Linked DNA regions of Homo sapiens: region 1 is linked to region 2. Evidence: chromatin loops called from intact Hi-C (ENCODE). Cell type or tissue: mammary epithelial cell. All regions are shown on one strand. Links, peaks and the distances in the headings refer to the core of each region. The heading gives the core; the rest is flanking DNA. Region 1 has its middle 6.2 kb from the start of KDF1. Region 2 overlaps SLC9A1 (solute carrier family 9 member A1).

Region 1 (8,109 bases), core at 1,070-6,069, 130 kb after region 2:
AATAAGCAACTGAAATAAGGGATACCCTAAGTCCCCTCTTCCCTCACCCTCTGCATCCAGTCCTGTGGGATCCGCCTCTGGAATATTTCATGGATCTGACCACTTCTCACCATGTCCCCAGGTGCCATCATCTCTCACCTGGACTCCCCGCGTAAGCATTGCCTTCCTGCAATCACCATACAGCAACCAGGGCCACTCCCTGGCTCAACACCCTCCAGTCAGTTCCCATATCCCTTAGATTAAAAGAAGTCCCGGGCAGGCATGGTGGCTCACACCTGTAATCCCAGCACTTTGGGAGGCCAAGGCGGGCAGATCACGAGGTCAAGAGTTCGGGACTAGCCTGACCAACATGATGAACTCCTACTCTACTACAAATACAAAAATTACCCAGGCATGGCGGTGCACACCTGTAATTCCAGCTACTCAGGAGGCTGAGGCAAGAGAATCACTTGAACCCAGGAGGTGGAGGTTGCAGTGAGCCGAGATCGCACCACTGCACTCCAGCCTGGGTGACAGCATGAGACTCCGTCTCAAAAAAAAAGATTAAAAGAAGTCCCTCTCCCCCTTGCTCACTGCACTCGGACAACACTGGCTTCCTTCCTGTTCCTCTAACATGCTGAGCTTATCCCAACCTCAGGGCCTTTGCACCAGCTGTTCACCCTGCCTGGAACACTCTTCCTCTCGGTCTTTCCATCTAGGTCTTTCCATTCTCAGCTTAAATGTCTCCTCCTCAGGAATGCTATCTATAGAAGAGGAAACTGAGGCTCGGAAAAGTGAGGTCATTTCCCAAGTTCACACAGTTAGGAAAAGGCTGGACCAGGATTCCATCCCAGGTCTGTTTGACCCTCTCTCCAGGGCACTTTCTCCCACATCGATGGTTTGGGAGGCAAAGCTGGTGGTCATGGGCTCCTGAGAAAGGGGAAGAATTGGAGGGGCCTCCTTCACTTACCCCCTCCATAAACACTCCCAGCCAGAGCCTTTGGGCTCTGCCCTGGCTGGGTGCTGGGGACTCAGGGATGAATCAGAACAGACCTTGCCCACTGGGAGCTTCAGTCTGAAGGCAGGAAAAGCAGCAGGGGAGGTCAAGATCACTTAGGGACCCAGATGGCCTTGACTTAGCATAGGGGACAGCCTTCTAGCTGGGGGCTCTCTAGGAAGGCTTCCAAGAGGCATTGGCTCTTGGAAGTGACATTGGCTGGGGTGGGCAGAACGTAGGGGGTGGTGTTCAGTGGCCAGAGCTGCAGTGCTCTCTCTGAGTGACCAGGAGCCTCAGCTTGGCCATGTGTAGCCTTTCCTCTGTGTGTGTGTGTGTGTGTGTGTGTGTGTGTGTGTGTGTGTGTGTGTGTGTGTAACAGTGAGGGAGTAGTATGGTGGGGGATGAGGGTGCAGCCAAGAGAAGGGCTGAATGAATAAATGCATTTCACTGATGTAGAAACTAAAGCCCAGAGAGTCTGAGTCACTTGTCCAGGCTCACAAAGCACCAAGCAGTAAAGGCAGGATCTGAACCCAGGTTTAACCTGACACCACACAGAGGCAAGTGAGGAAGCAGAGGTCCATATTCACCAAGGCCCACCCCTTACTCACTATGTGACCTCAACTAAGCTCGTTCCCCTCTCGCACCTCATTTTCTCATTGGCAAATTGAGGGGGTTGGGTGAAGCTTCTTTTGGCACAAGGACTCTGGAAAATACTTTTACTAGGGACTTGGAACCAACCAGCAGATCCTGCCTCAACCTGGCACAAGATAGGGTTCCTCAGCCTGCAGCTCCCTCTAGGCCCAGCCAATGGGGTGCAGCACTGGCACAAGACAGAGAACCCCAGGAATCCCTGGGGGCTCCCGTCTAACAGTGCAGCCTGGAGTTCCAGGGGGCTTCCCCTGCACCTCTCTCCACAGCTCTCACACAGTACAGAGCCCTGTTCGCTTGCCCCTCACCCCCTTCACCGCCACCCCCACCCCACAAGCGTAACAGTTTTTTTTGTTTGTTTTGTTTTGTTTTTTGAGATGGAGTCTCGCTCTTGTTGCCCAGGCTGGAGTGCAATGGTGTGATCTCGGCTCACTGCAACCTCCACCTCCCGGGTTCAAGCGATTCTCCTGCCTCAGCCTCCCAAGTAGCTGGGATTACAGGCATGAGCCACCATGCCCAGCTAATTTTGTATTTGTAGTAGAGATGGAGTTTCTCCATGTTGGTTAGGCTGGTCTCGAACTCATGACCTCAGGTGATCCGCCCACCTCGGCCTCCCAAAGTGCTAGGATTACAGGTGTGAGCCAACGCAGCCGGCCTCTAAGGACCCAGTTTCTGGGGGGCCCAGAGGAGCCACTGCAAAGAGCTCAGGCTCTGAACCAGAATGAACTTGGGCTCAGCTCTAGGCTCTGCCACTTACTAGCTATGTGACCCTGGGCAAGTGGTTTAAATCTCTGAGCCTCTGTTTTCTTAGCTGTAAAACAGGAGTTTGAGATCTGTTTACTGAGTTATTGTGAGGATTTTTTTTTTCGCTTGGGGGACAGGGTCTTGCTCTGTCACCCAGGCTGGAGTGCAATGGCATGATCACTGCTCACTGCAACCTTGACCTCCTAGGCTCAAGTGATCCTCCTGCCTCAGCCTCCTGAGTAGCTGGGACCACGGGCGTGCATCACCATACTGGCTAATTTCTTTTCTTTCCTTTTTTTTGGCAGAGACAAGGTCTTGCTGTTTCCCAGCCTGGTCTGAACTCCTGAGCTCAAACGATCCTCCTGTCTTGGCCACTCAAAGTGCTGGGATTGCAGGTGTGAGCCACCCTGCTGGCCTTATTATGGGGATTAAATGGAATAAGGCACATAATAAACCTAACATGTTGTAGGCAGTCGTGGTCAATACCAGTAATTTGCTCAGCTTATTCTCAGAGGCAGTGGTCTTGCCTTTGAGAGTCCCAGCCCCAGAATGGCGGGGCAGGGAGCCAGAGGGTGGGGTGTGGAGGTGAGGAAGGGGGTTAATATAAAATAGCTAACATCTGTTTAGCACTTACCATGTGCTGGTCTCGGTTGTAATCACCACATGAAGCTATCACCCACACTTTACAGATGAGGTGTCTGAGGCACAGAGGAGTTCAATAACTTGGCCAAAGGAACACACAGCAAGTACGTGTATGAGCTGGGGCACGAGTTCAGATCCTATGGCTCCAGAACTCACACTCTAAACCACTGTGTTATCTTACCTCATGTTAAAACCATTTTTGGATGAGAAATGCTGAGGTCCAGGCCAGGCGTGGTGGCTCACGCCTATAATCCCAGCACTTTAGGAGGCCGAGGTGGGTGGATCACCTGAGGTCAGGAATTCGAGACCAGCCCGGTCACATGGTGAAACCCCATCTCTACTAAAAATACAAAAATTAGCTGCACGTGGTGGCCTGTGCCTGTAATCCCAGCTACTCCAGAGGCTGAGGCAGGAGAATCGCTTGAAGCCAGGAGGCAGAGGTTGCAGTGAGCCAAGATCGCACCATTGCACTCCAGCCTGGGCAACAGAGCGAGACTCCGTTTCAAAAAAGAAAAAAAAAAAAAAAGGAAATGCTGAGGTCCAAAGAGGCTAAGTTCACACCACAGCTGAGCATCTAGTATTCCAAGTCAGAACCTGTGACCCTGAAGTTCTGGCAATTTCCACTGTTGTGTGCTGTCCCCTAGTGCCCTTATGGGAGAAGCACACCAGAGGCAAGCAGCAGATACCCAGGGAAGGAAGGGAAGCAGGTCCACTGAAGCCGGCTCCACACACCACTGCCTACATTCCCCTGACCCACGGCTCCTCCACAGCCCCAGCGCTGTACGTGTTGCAGCTCCTAAACAGCACTCCAAAATGGCATCCATGGATACAATGGTGATATGTCTGGGCTATCTTACAGACCATCAAATTCAATAGGTCTAACACTACGTTTGCATTCTTACACCCCAAACTGGTCCTCCCCAGTCATCTCCATTCATCCAGTAACACAGCCAGAAGCCCAGCGTCATCCTTGATACTTCCCTCCTCCCACCAAGCTGTCACCACCAGCCTGGGAGCCTAAATGGTGGCTGAGGAGGGTGATCAGAAAAGTAAAAATTGAACAGAGTGGAGCAACCATGGGGAAAGCAGGGGATTGGGACAATGGCCCCAGGTCAAGGCCAAAAGGAAAAACTGAGCTCAAGAGGCTGATGACAGAGGCAGTTGTCCACTCTGCTTAGAAAGAAACCCAGACACGCTGGGTGCGGTAGCTCATGCTTGTAATCCCAGCACTTTGGGAGGCTGAGGCGGGTGGATCACGAGGTCGGGAGATTGAGACCATCCTGGCTAACTCGATGCAACTCCGTCTCTACTAAAAATACAAAAAATTAGCCAGGTGTGGCAGCACACGCCTGTAGTCCTAGCTACTAGGGAGGCTGAGGCAGGAGAATCACTTGAACCTGGGAGGCGGAGGTTGCAGTGAGCCAAGATCACGCCACTCCACTCTAGCCTGGGAGACAGAGCAAGACTCTGTCTCAAAAAAAAGAAAGAAACCCAGACACAGCTGTAAGGGCTTGGAGGAGGGCACAGTGAGGAACATTGTATGGGGAGTCAGAAAGATGGGGTTCCCACCCAGCTTTACTACTCATTAGAAGTGTGGCCTTGAGCAAATGGTCTAACCTTGATGGCCTCAGTTTCCCCACTTGTAAAAATGAATATGACATTGCCAACCTCATAGGGCTGTAATATGGATCAAGTAAAAAATGTGTTTGTTTTGTAAAGTGTAAAGGAAAGCGCACAGGAGAGGCAGGTTGTGACCCGGAAAACTCACCCCAGTAGACCTCTCTCTCCTTTGTCGGCTGAATGATGGACCTATAAGGTACTCTGTTTTGCTTCAAAGAGTGTCAATTTTTTGTTTGTTTTTTGTTTGTTTGTTTGTTTGTTTGTTTGTTTTGTAGGGAGGGGGTTGGTTTTGTTATTTTTTGTTTATTTATTTTTATTTACTTATTTATTTTGAGACAGATTTTCGCTCTGGCGTCCAGGCTGGAGTGCAATGGCGCAATCTCACTGCAACCTCCGCCACCTGGGTTCAAGCTACTCTCCTGCCTCAGCCTCCCGATTAGCTGGGATTACAGGCATGAGCCACCACGCCTGGCTAATTTTTTTGTATTTTTACCAGGGACGGGGTTTCACCATGTCAGTCAGGCTGGTCTCGAACTCCTGGCCTCAGGTGATCCGCCCACCTCGGCCTCCCAAAGTGTTGAGATTACAGGGTGAGCCACCGCGCCTGGCTTGTTTTGTTATTTATTTATTTATTTATTTATTTATTTAAAAAATTTTATTTATTTACTTAAATTGACTAATAAAAATTTATTTACTTAAATTGATTAATAAAATTATTAGTATTTTTATTATTGTTTGGTTTTTAATTGTGGGAAAATACTTCTACATAAAATCTGCCATTTAAACTATTTTAAAATATAAATTCAGTGGCATTAATTACATTCACAGTGTTGTGCAACCATCACAACTATCTATTTCCAAAACTTTTTTTTATCACTCCAAACAGAGACTCTGTACCCATTAAGCAGTAACTACCCATTCCCCTCTCCCTCCAGCCCCTGATAACGGCTAACCTTTCTGTCTCTATTAATTTGACTATTCTAGATATTTCATGTAAGTGAGAATCATACAATATTTGTCCTTTGTGTCTGGCTTATTTCACTTAGCATAATGTCTTCAAGGTTCATACCTATTGTTGCATGTGTCAGAACTTCATTGTTTTTATGACTGAATAATATTCCCTTGTACGTATATATCACATTTTGTTCATCCATTCATCTGTTGGGTTGTTTCTACCTTTTGGCTATTGTGAATAATGCTGCAATGAACACTGGCATACAAGTATCTGTTTGAAGCCCTGTTCTGATTATTTTGTGTATGTATCTAGAGTGTCATTGATTTTTTTTGGGTTTTTTTTTTGAGACAGAGTTTTGCTCTTGTCACCTAGGCTGGAGTGCAATGGAGTGTTCTTGGCTCATTGCAACCTCCGCCTCCCAGGTTCAAGCGATTCTCCTGCCTCAGCCTCCTGAGTAGCTGCAATTACAGGCTTCTGCCACCATGCCTGTCTAATTTTTGTATTTTTAGTAGAGACAGGGTTTCACCATGTTGGCCAGGCTGGTCTCAGACTCCCGATCTTAGGTGATCTGCCAGCCTCGGCCTCCCAAAGTGCTAGGATTACAGGCGCCCACTACCACGCCTGGCTAATTTTGTATTTTCAGTAGAGACGGGGTTTCACCATGTTGGCCAGGCTGGTTTCGAACTTCTGATCTCAAGTGATCCACCTGCCTCGGCCTCCCAAAGTGCTAGGATTACAGGCATGAGCCACTGTGCCTGGCCCAAGTGTCATTGATTTTTGACAGACTTTTTGAATACGCACCGTGGCAATGGGAAGGACCCTTCGGAACAGGGCCCAGTATCTTTGAGTGAGGGAGGGAGACGAGCAGAGAAAGGGGAGGTTTCAGTGTGGCTATAATTAGAATAACAGCTACCTTGTGCCTATTGCAAAACTCTTCACAAAACACTCACCAGAAAGCGTAGCCAGAGGTTCAGAGATCATATTTATTTATTTATTTCCTTCCTTCCTTCCTTCCTTCCTTTCTTCCTTTATTCTTTCTAGGCAAGGAAAGTAGCTCTGAGCTGCTTCAGTCATCATATTCTTATTAATCTACAGCATTTTAGGTACCACAGAATTAGAATTTTGTAGAGCAATTCTGCACTTCTACAGCTAAAGTTCTGGAAAAAGCAAAACTATGGAAACAGAAGAAAGATCAGTGGTTGTTAAGGGCTGGAGTCAAGGGGAGGAACTGACCACAGAGGGGTTCAGGGGAATTTCTGGGAGGTGATGGAACTGATCTATATCTTGATTGCTGTGGCAGTTGTGCCATTGTATGCATTTTTCAAAACTCACAAAACTGTACACTAAAAAGGGTGAATTTTACTATAGGTAAATTATACCTTAATTTTTTCTTTTTAAAAAAAGAATGAATAAATAAATGGGGAGAAAACTAAATAATACTTAATACTCCCAGCTACTCGGGAGGCTGAGGTGGGAGGATTCCTTGAACCCAGGAGGCGGAGGCTACTGTGAGCCAAGATCACATCTCTGCACTTCAGACTGGGTGACAAAGTGAGACCCTGTCTCAAACAACAGCAACAACAACAACAACAACAAAAACTAAATAAGAACCTAGGCCAGGCGCAGTGGCTCACGCCTGTAATCCCAGCACTTTGGGAGGTCGACGCAGGCGGATCATTGAGGTCAAGAGATTGAGACCATCCTGGCCAACATGGTGAAACCCTGTCTCTACTAAAAATAAAAAAATTAGCTGGGCATGGTGGTGCACACCTGCAGTCCCAGCTACTTGGGAGGCTGAGGCAGAACTGCTTGAACCCGGGAGGCAGAGGTTGCAGCGAGCCGAGATCGTGCCACTGCACTCCAGCCTGGTGACAAAGCGAGACTCCATCTCAAAAAAATAAAATAAAATAAAATAAAATAAAATAAATAAGACCCTAGGCTCTCATGTGTTTGCGTATCTTGAGAACTTTGCAAGTGACACTAACTCTAATTATTTAGCATTAGAGCATAAACTTCTATTTTTTCATTCATTCATTATAAAATGAAAGCCCCTGAATCCACTATTCACAAAAACCAGAACATTGCTAAAAATTAAATCTACCTATGGGTTTCTCTCCCACAGGTAGATTTAATAGGAGGATCCCTGCATCCTCCCCCAGGTAATTTTGTGTGTGTGTGTGTGTGTGTGTGTGTGTGTGTGTGTGTGTGTGTGGTGTGTTCCAGGCTGGAGGGCAGGGCAGTGGTGTTAATATGGTTCACTGCAGCCTTGACCTCCTGGGCTCAAGCAATCCTCCTGCCACAGCCTCCCAAGTAGCTGGGACCACAGATGCATGACCAGCCTTTTTTTTTTTTTTTTTTTCCTTCCATAGAGACAGGTCCTTCTATGTTGCCCAGGCTGGTCTTGAAGTCCTGGGCTCAACCAAACCTCCCAAATCCTTGGCTTCCCAAAGTGCTGGGATTATAGGCATGAGCCACCATGCCTAGCCCCCCAGGTATTCATTATTCTGAACTTTGTGTTTCTCAT
Region 2 (8,109 bases), core at 1,047-6,046:
GGGGAGCAAGCGCCCTGCATATACGAAAGGTGGGGTGTGCACTGGCCGGGTTCTGTCCTGAGGGGCTCCCTCTGCCCAGCTGCCTGTGCTCACCCCGTCTGTCCTCTCTGTCAGATCAACAACTACCTGACGGTGCCAGCCCACAAGCTGGACTCACCCACCATGTCTCGGGCCCGCATCGGCTCAGGTAAGGGCCTGGCGAGGGGCCTCAGGACTGGGCACTCTGAGCTGCCACCTCCTGAGGATGGGGCTCCACAGGAACAGTCCTCAGCCACTGGGAGGACAGGCCTGGCCCTCGCTGACCTCAGGATCCCCTCCCAAGCCATGAGCTGCTTCTACGTCAGGGGCCATCCCTAGGGAGAGAGACGTTCCGGGCGAGGACTGTGTGGGGAGCTGGGAGAGCCACGGTGCCTGGCAGGAAGGCAGGGTATCTGCCCCATCGAGACCCCCAACACGTGTGGGGAACGTGAGGGCAGGGCCCCAGGGCAGACTGACTCAGGGAGGAGCCCCAGGCCTTGGCCTGTGGAGGGACACCTCTGGGAGCCCCTGTCAAAGGAGAGGGCCACAGTCTGAGGAAGAGAAGCTGTGGGGTGGAAGGTCGCAGAGGCCTGCTTCTGAGGCCTGTTGGGACCGGGACGGCTGTGCTCATGAGAAGGCCTGAAGGAGGCACTGACGCGGCCGAGTGGCACGTGCTGGGCCGGGCTCCAGAGCGGAACCCAGCTTGTGCCTTGCTCTTGGTCCCCAGACCCACTGGCCTATGAGCCGAAGGAGGACCTGCCTGTCATCACCATCGACCCGGCTTCCCCGCAGTCACCCGAGTCTGTGGACCTGGTGAATGAAGAGCTGAAGGGCAAAGTCTTAGGGTTGAGCCGGGATCCTGCAAAGGTGGCTGAGGAGGACGAGGACGACGATGGGGGCATCATGATGCGGAGCAAGGAGACTTCGTCCCCAGGAACCGACGATGTCTTCACCCCCGCGCCCAGTGACAGCCCCAGCTCCCAGAGGATACAGCGCTGCCTCAGTGACCCAGGCCCACACCCTGAGCCTGGGGAGGGAGAACCGTTCTTCCCCAAGGGGCAGTAACACCAGGGCCAGCAGGCAGCGCCTGTCCCCTCACAGACTCTTCCACCAGAGCAGGGGCTGCTGGGGGCTCCCCTTGCCCTTCCTGACCCGGATTGGCCCTGCCCCTCCCCCTACCGCATGGCAGCTGGGCCCACAGCCCCCACCCCAGCACAGCTCCTCCCCTGCCGCCTCCCGGGAAGCATCCTCCCCACCAGAGCTGCCTCCCCAATCCATTTGGCAGAACTGCTGGGGCTGGTGAGGCCGGCCCTGCCCCTCCCTAGATCCAGGCTTCTCCCGGACCTGGACTAGGGCCTCGGAGGCTCCTCCCTCTGCCTCATCCTCCTCCTCATTCAGACCAATCTTAGTTTCTAACCAAAGAGTCTCTGGCTCAGCTGTGGTCCCACCCAGGAAGGGAGGGAGCTGAGGCCTCCCTTGAGTAGGCCCTGCTTTATCAGGGGACAAACCAGGGGTACCAGGCACATGGCTGGGGGAGGGACTGCTGACCCACCAAGGTCTCACACTCCTCCTGCCAGCTCTGTCACCCTGGCCACCACCCAACCTGTCCTTACTCAGAGCTGCGGGCTGAGGGCATCTCTGAGTGTCTCTGCCTGGAGCAGGGGTGGTTTCTACGGTGACAGTGACGTGACTCAGAGCTTTTCGAACTGTGCTCCCACGGGGACCACTGGGCCCCTCAGGGGAAGCTGCTAGGGGAAGGACTGGCCGTGGCTCCAGAATGTGCTGCCTTTTTAAGTTTTGTTTGTTCACACTCCTATATATGATTGTTTGCACAGAGGGCGCTCCTGTTTTTAAAACATTTTGAAAACCCCTGGCTGAACAGTGCTCTGCCTCTAACTCCCTCCTCACACTCCAGAATTACCCTTCCTCATCTGTGCCTGTCTGTCCAACCCCTCCCCCACGTCTCTCTGCCTGCTGGGCTCTTAACTGTTGCTCGAAGACTGTGACATCAGAAGTAACTCCCACTCCTAATCAAGAGTCTCTCCAGCCTCACAGATGCTGGCCTCTTGGCACCTGCCTAGCTCTTGGGCCTGACCTCCAGTCCTGCTGGCCTGCTCTTACTTCCCCCACCCTGGGTTTGGCCCCTGGAACCTTTCCCTTGTGTGTACCACACCCTGCCTGCTGTGGAGCCCATTGTGGAGGCGGTGGGGGGGAGAAGGCCTCCCCTGAGGATCCCCTGTCCCCTGGGGCTGGTGGATTGGGCAGAATCCTGGGCCCCCAGAGACCTTTGCCCACACACACTCCTTCCCCTTGTCCCTGGGGCACTCCCCCAGGATTGTGCAATAGTCAGAGTGTCCCTTTTTGCAGGGGACTGGGCCATGGGTCCTCGGCCCATCTGTCCATCCTCCTCTCCATGCAAGTGCTGTTTGGGCAGGAGTCACCATGCAAGGGTGACATCGACAACCACGTACCAAGCCACCGCAGCTGCTGCCACTCTGCTGCCTGTACAGAAGAAACTGAATCTTTTTCATATTCTAATAAATCAATGTGAGTTTTTAATAGAGTCAAGGGCTGCTTTCTGGGGACGAGGGTCTTTAGGAGGGAGGGTGGCCTGAGGGCGTGAAGTACTTAGTTCAAAGGCTGGCACAGAAACACTTCATGGCTGTCAGCTGCTGGGGTGGTTGTTCCCACATGCCAGGCACTGAGATACCACAATGAGCTAAGCAGGACGTGCCCTGCCCCGCGGGGGAGAGCGGCACTAACCAGTGCCCAGTGTTTGTGCAAGAGGTGAAAAAGAGGCAGAGGGGAGGGAGGGACGGCGAGGAGGACCCTCCTGAGTCCCGAGTGAGTGAGATCCCAGGAGGGGACTGAAGAAGGAGCCAAGGCTTCCGGGTGGAAAAGGACCCAGAAAGTTCCCAAACATTGTAACTGGGAGCTGTGCCCACGAACACTGGGACCTGAGAAAAGGCCGGGTGGCTGGGTCAGAGTGACAGGGGAGGCAAGGATGGGGCCGCGTGCTCCATGGTTAAGATTTTGCTCTTAACCGTGGGAAGACCAAAAGGGCAGTGGGAAGTCACTGAAGCCCTCAAGTTCTCACCTGTAAAGTGGGGACAGTGACCCCTGCATGAGATAAGCTCAGGTGTGTACAAACTGAGCCTCCCTAATCAGAAAACCCAACACAACGCCATGAATGGAGAATGCACACCTGACCTCATGAGACAGTCAAAACTTTGCTGCATGTGCAATATTTAAAATATATAAAATTGGGCCGGGCGCGGTGGCTCATGCCTGTAATCCCAGCACTTTGGGAGGCCAAGCTGGGCGGATCACCTGAGGTCAGGAGTTCAAGACCAGCCTGGCCAACATGGCAAAACCCCATCTCTACTAAAAATACAAAAATTAGCTGGGCATGGTGATGTATGCATGTAATCCCAGCTACTCGGGAGGTTGAGGCAGGAGAATCACTTGAACCCAGGAGGTGAAGGTTGCAGTGAGCTGAGATGGAACCACTGCACTCCAGCCTGGGTGACAGAGCAAGACTCTGTCTCAAAAAAAATAAAATATGTAACATTAATTTCAGGCTATGGGTAGAAACTGTATATGAAACATAAATGAATTTCGTGTTTAGACTTGGATTCTATCCCCAAGATATCTCATTATGTATGTGCAAATATTCCAAAATCTGAAACACTTCTGCTTTCAAGCATTTGGGGTAAGGATTGCTCAATCCCTAATGGGCTCGGTTCAGCAGAGGTTGGAGCCCTGAGGTGCATTTCCTGGATCCAACCACCAGAGGGCAGTGGGGCCTTGGCGCGCACCCCTGGCACCCTTCGAACCTGGGCTGTCCAGGAAAGCATCTCCTTTGCCCAGTCTGGGACCTGAGTGTGGAGCTGGTTTAACTCACAAAATCTGAAGCGGTTAGTGCCAAGAGGATTACAGGGTTATTATCAAAGGATTATTCCTGTATCCATCGGTTCCCTAGCAGGAAATGGATGTTACAGCCATCCCTCCATATTTTCCGGGGATTGGTTCCAGGACCCACATGGAAACCAAAATCCTTTCATGCTCAAGTTCCTGATGTAAAATGGTGTAGTGCTGTTGGCCCTTCATGGATTCTGCATCCATGGATTCAACCAACTGCAAATTGAGAATATTTGGGGAAAAAATTCAAATAATAAAGTGTAACAACTATTTACATAGTATTTACATTGTAATCTAGAGATGATTTAACGTATATGGGAGAATGGCTGGGCACAATGGTTCATGCCTGTAATACCAGCACTTTGGGAGGCCGAGGCGGGCGGATCATTTGGGGACAGGAGTTTGAGACCAGCCTGACCAACATGGTGAAACCCCGTCTCTACTAAAAATAAAAAAAATAGCTGGGTGTGGTGGTGCATGCTTGTAGTCCCAGCTACTAGGGAGGCTGAGGCAGGAGAATCACTTGAATCTGGGAGGTGGACTTTCCAGTGAGCCGAGATCGCGCCACTACACTCCAGCCTGGATGACAAAAAAAAGTATATAGGAGAATGTATGTAGGTTATAGCCAAATACTACATTATTTTATATAAGGGACTTGAGCTTCCTTGGATTTTGGTACCTGGGAGGGTCCTGGAACCAATCCCCCATGGACACCAAGAGATGGATGCATTTGCGTATAACCAACACTCATGTTCCCATATACTTTAAATCATCCATAGACTACCTATAATACCTAATACAATGTAAATTCTGTGTAAGTAGTTGTCAGCTGGGTACGGTGGCTCACTCCTATAATCTCGGCACTTTGGGAGGCGGAGATGGGCGGATCACTTGAGCCTAGGAATTCAAGACCAGCCTGTGCAACATGGTGAAACCCCACCTCTACAAAAAAGACAAAAATTGGCCAGGCATGGTGGTGCACTGGTCCCAGCTACTTGGGAGGCTGAGGTGGGAGGATTGCTTGAGCCCAGGAGGTCGAGGCTGCAGTGAGCCATGTTCACGCCACTGCACTCCAGCCTGGGCAACAAAGCAAGACCCTGTCTAAAAAAAAAAAAAAAGTTGTTATACGGGTTTTAAAGTTGTATTTTTATTGTATTGTTATTTTTTGTTTACTCATTTTTATGTTTTCAATTTGTGCTAGGTTGAATCTGAGGCTGCAGAACCCGAGGGTACAGAGGCCGACTGTGTATTTAAAGGGGTACCAAGAGCCTTCCACTAAGGGATTAATTAGAGATGTGGGCGGGGTTGTGGGAACCTACCAGGGATGGGACCCAGCAGGGCTCACACTACAGGAAGCCATTACAACCCATAGACCTGAAAGGGCAAGAGGAGGGAGCTCTCATCATGGGAGGGGACTGCCCAGCTAGAACTGTGGCCATGCTTAGAACACCCCCTGCCAGAGAGGGAGCCGGGGAGGTTGGGGGTGGACAGCTTTCATCCTGATGGTGCCTCCCACTGGCGAGTCCCAACTGAAAGCCTGAAGAGAAGGCAGCCAGAGTAGGTCAGCCCTTCATCGAATGGGGAGTGTGGATGTGGAAGGGAAACAGGAGATCCAAGCAGGGCTATTCCTTTTACCCCTCAGCACCCACTCTTGTCCTTTGGGTGAAAAACTCATGTCCCTATTGCTTAATGGTTGCAGAATTTCTGTTTGGGATGATGAAAAAGTTTGGGAAATAGGTTGTGGTGATGATTGTACAACATTGTGAATGTACTAGATACCACTGAAGTGTTTGCTTTAAAATGGTTAGTTTTATGTTATGTGAATTTCATCTTCTTTTTTTTTTAATGGAAGGAACAATCTCATCAACACCATCAACCTTGTCAGATTCACCCTGGTCTTGTCATACTCACCTGGAGCAACAGGGCTTTTTTTTTTTTTGAGACGGAGTCTCGCTCTGTTGCCCAGGCTGGAGGGCAGTGGCGCAATCTCGGCTCACTGCAAGCTCCACCTCCCGGGTTCATGCCATTCTCCTGCCTCAGCCTCCCAAGTAGCTGGGACTACAGGTGCCCGCCACCATACCTGGCTAACTTTTTGTGTTTTTAGTAGAGACGGGGTTTCACCGTGTTAGCTGTGTTAGGATGATCTCGATCTCCTGACCTCGTGATCTGCCCGCCTCGGCCTCCCAAAGTGCTGGGATTACAGGCGTGAGCCACCATGCAACCGGCCTCTTTAAATAAGACAACGGGGCATGCAAATAACAGAAAATTGCTACAGCCCCCACTTTGGCAGCTGGTCACCAGGCCCAAGTTAGCAATCACAGCATCCTTCCTCCACCCCCACTTTCCTCTAACCATGTGCCAGCACTGTGGCTGACTGGGGTTTTTATAGGTGGGGTGTCCTAAACCTTTACTCCTGTGCAATGCAGCCTCTTCTGGTCTTATGTTTGTTGGATTGTCACATTTCCCCTTCACTGTCAATACTGGAAGGGGGACTGGGGGGACTGAGGCACCTGGTGAATCCCCTCTTTTCTGTCATTGTCTTCTGCCCTCCCCACATTGTGTAGCAGGAACTTATTTTCCTTCTGGCAATCCTAGCTGATCACCCTGTCAGGTACAGAACAGTTGACCCTCTTCTCCGCCTTTTAGTTAAGCAACATACAGACCTCAAAATGACCAGGGGAGAACACTCTACTTCCAATTCTTTTCTTTTCTTTTTTTTTTTTTGAGACAAGAATCTCGCTGTGTCACCCAGGCTGGAGTGCAGTGGCACGATCTTGGCTCACTGCAACCTCTGCCTCCTGGGTTCAAGTGATTGTCGTGCCCCAGCCTCCCGAGTAGCTGGGATTACAGGCCTGCACCACCATGCCCGACTAACTTTTGTATTGTTAGTAGGGACGGAGTTTCACCATGTTGGCCAGGCTGGTCTTAAACTCCTGAGCTCAAGTGACCCACCCACCTCGGCCTCCCGAAATGCTGGGATTACAGGCGTGAGCCACCGCGCTCAGCCTCTACTTCCAGTTCTAAAGGAGTCATATCCACATTCCCTGGAGGGAGTGTTCCTCTTTTGAGCATAAAGCTCACCCACTGAACACAAAATTTAGGGCACAGGAAGCCAAAACTCTTCCAGTGGGTAATTGGGAATAGTGGTGAGAAAAGCTACTCCCATATCCATCCCTTGGTCCCTGGGCCTGTGTATTTTGGCTGTCAAAGAGGTAGGACCGTATATTAGCCATTGATTTCAAGCGTGTGCTGCTTCCTACCCATCAACAGCTCAGCTGCGGGGGTTGTCTCCCACCTGGCGCCGTAACTCTATTCTGCCCAGTCAGCTTCTTCTGGTTGCAGGGCCTGTTTTAAGACCAGTGTGTTCTGGGCCGGGCACAGTGTCTCATGCCTGTAATCCCAGCACTTTGGGAGGTCGAGGTGGGCAGATCACTTGAAGTCAGGAGTTCGAGACCAGCCTGGCCAACATGGTGAAACCCTGTTTCTACCAAAAATACAAAAATTAGCCAGGCGTGGTGGCAGACACCTATAATCCCAGCTACTCAGGAGGCTGAGGCAGGAGAATTGCTGGAATCAGGGAGCGGGAGGTGGCAGTGAGCTGAGATCATGCCACTGCACTCCAGCCTGGGCGACAGAGTGAGACTCCGGGAAAAAAAAAAAAAAGGAAAGAAAGGAAAGGAAAGGAAAGGAAGGGAAGGGAGGGGAGGGGAGGGGAAGGAAAGGGAAAGACTGCTCTCTTCATGACAGGGGGTCGGTGTAGTCAATCTGCCAGTGGGTGACTAGCTTGCCCCCTTAAGTGAGTCTCACCATTTTTGGTCTCAGGAGTCTTTTACACTCTTAGAAACTTAGGATCTTTGAGGATCCCAGTGGGTTTTTTTTTAATGTGAGTTATATCTATCAGTTTTACTGAATTAGAAATTAAAACTTTATTAATCAATTTAAAACTAATAAACCCATTCCATGTTAACATAAGATTTTTAATGAAAAATAACTTTTTCAAAACAAAATTTGTTAGAATAGCATTTGACATTTTGGCAGGTCTCCAGAGCTGGCTTAATAGAAGACAGCAACATTCTCAAATCTTCAGCATTTGATCTGTTGTATGCTTGCTATGTAGCCCATGGGAAATTCCACTCTACACTCAATGACAGTGAAGAGGGCAAATAATGT

What was found. A loop is a pair of places that touch in the nucleus more often than their neighbours do. Peaks named below come from ENCODE experiments on the same cell type or tissue, not always from the same donor. Only the 100,000 strongest peaks of a DNase experiment are listed, where the experiment ranks them.
Region 1: a loop joins it to region 2, with 8 times the contacts of the local background. A loop is called at or near these places in 29 of 110 quality-filtered maps.

The regions. Positions count from the first base shown.
Region 1 is chr1:26,962,629-26,970,737 of GRCh38, reverse strand. No RefSeq gene overlaps it. Among named protein-coding and RNA genes, the nearest start is that of KDF1, 6.2 kb to the right of the region's middle. RefSeq lists a silencer at 3,307-4,007. In mammary epithelial cell, for the core only: a CTCF peak has its summit at 3,659 (motif pointing left); a DNase peak (open chromatin) is centred at 3,647.
Region 2 is chr1:27,093,281-27,101,389 of GRCh38, reverse strand. SLC9A1 (solute carrier family 9 member A1) reads left to right here. Exons shown (of 12, transcript NM_003047.5): 11 at 115-187; 12 at 746-2,581. The coding sequence ends at 1,083. Among named protein-coding and RNA genes, the nearest start is that of SLC9A1, 58 kb to the left of the region's middle. In mammary epithelial cell, for the core only: a CTCF peak has its summit at 3,803 (motif pointing right); DNase peaks (open chromatin) are centred at 1,659, 2,739 and 3,799; H3K27ac peaks cover 1,995 bases.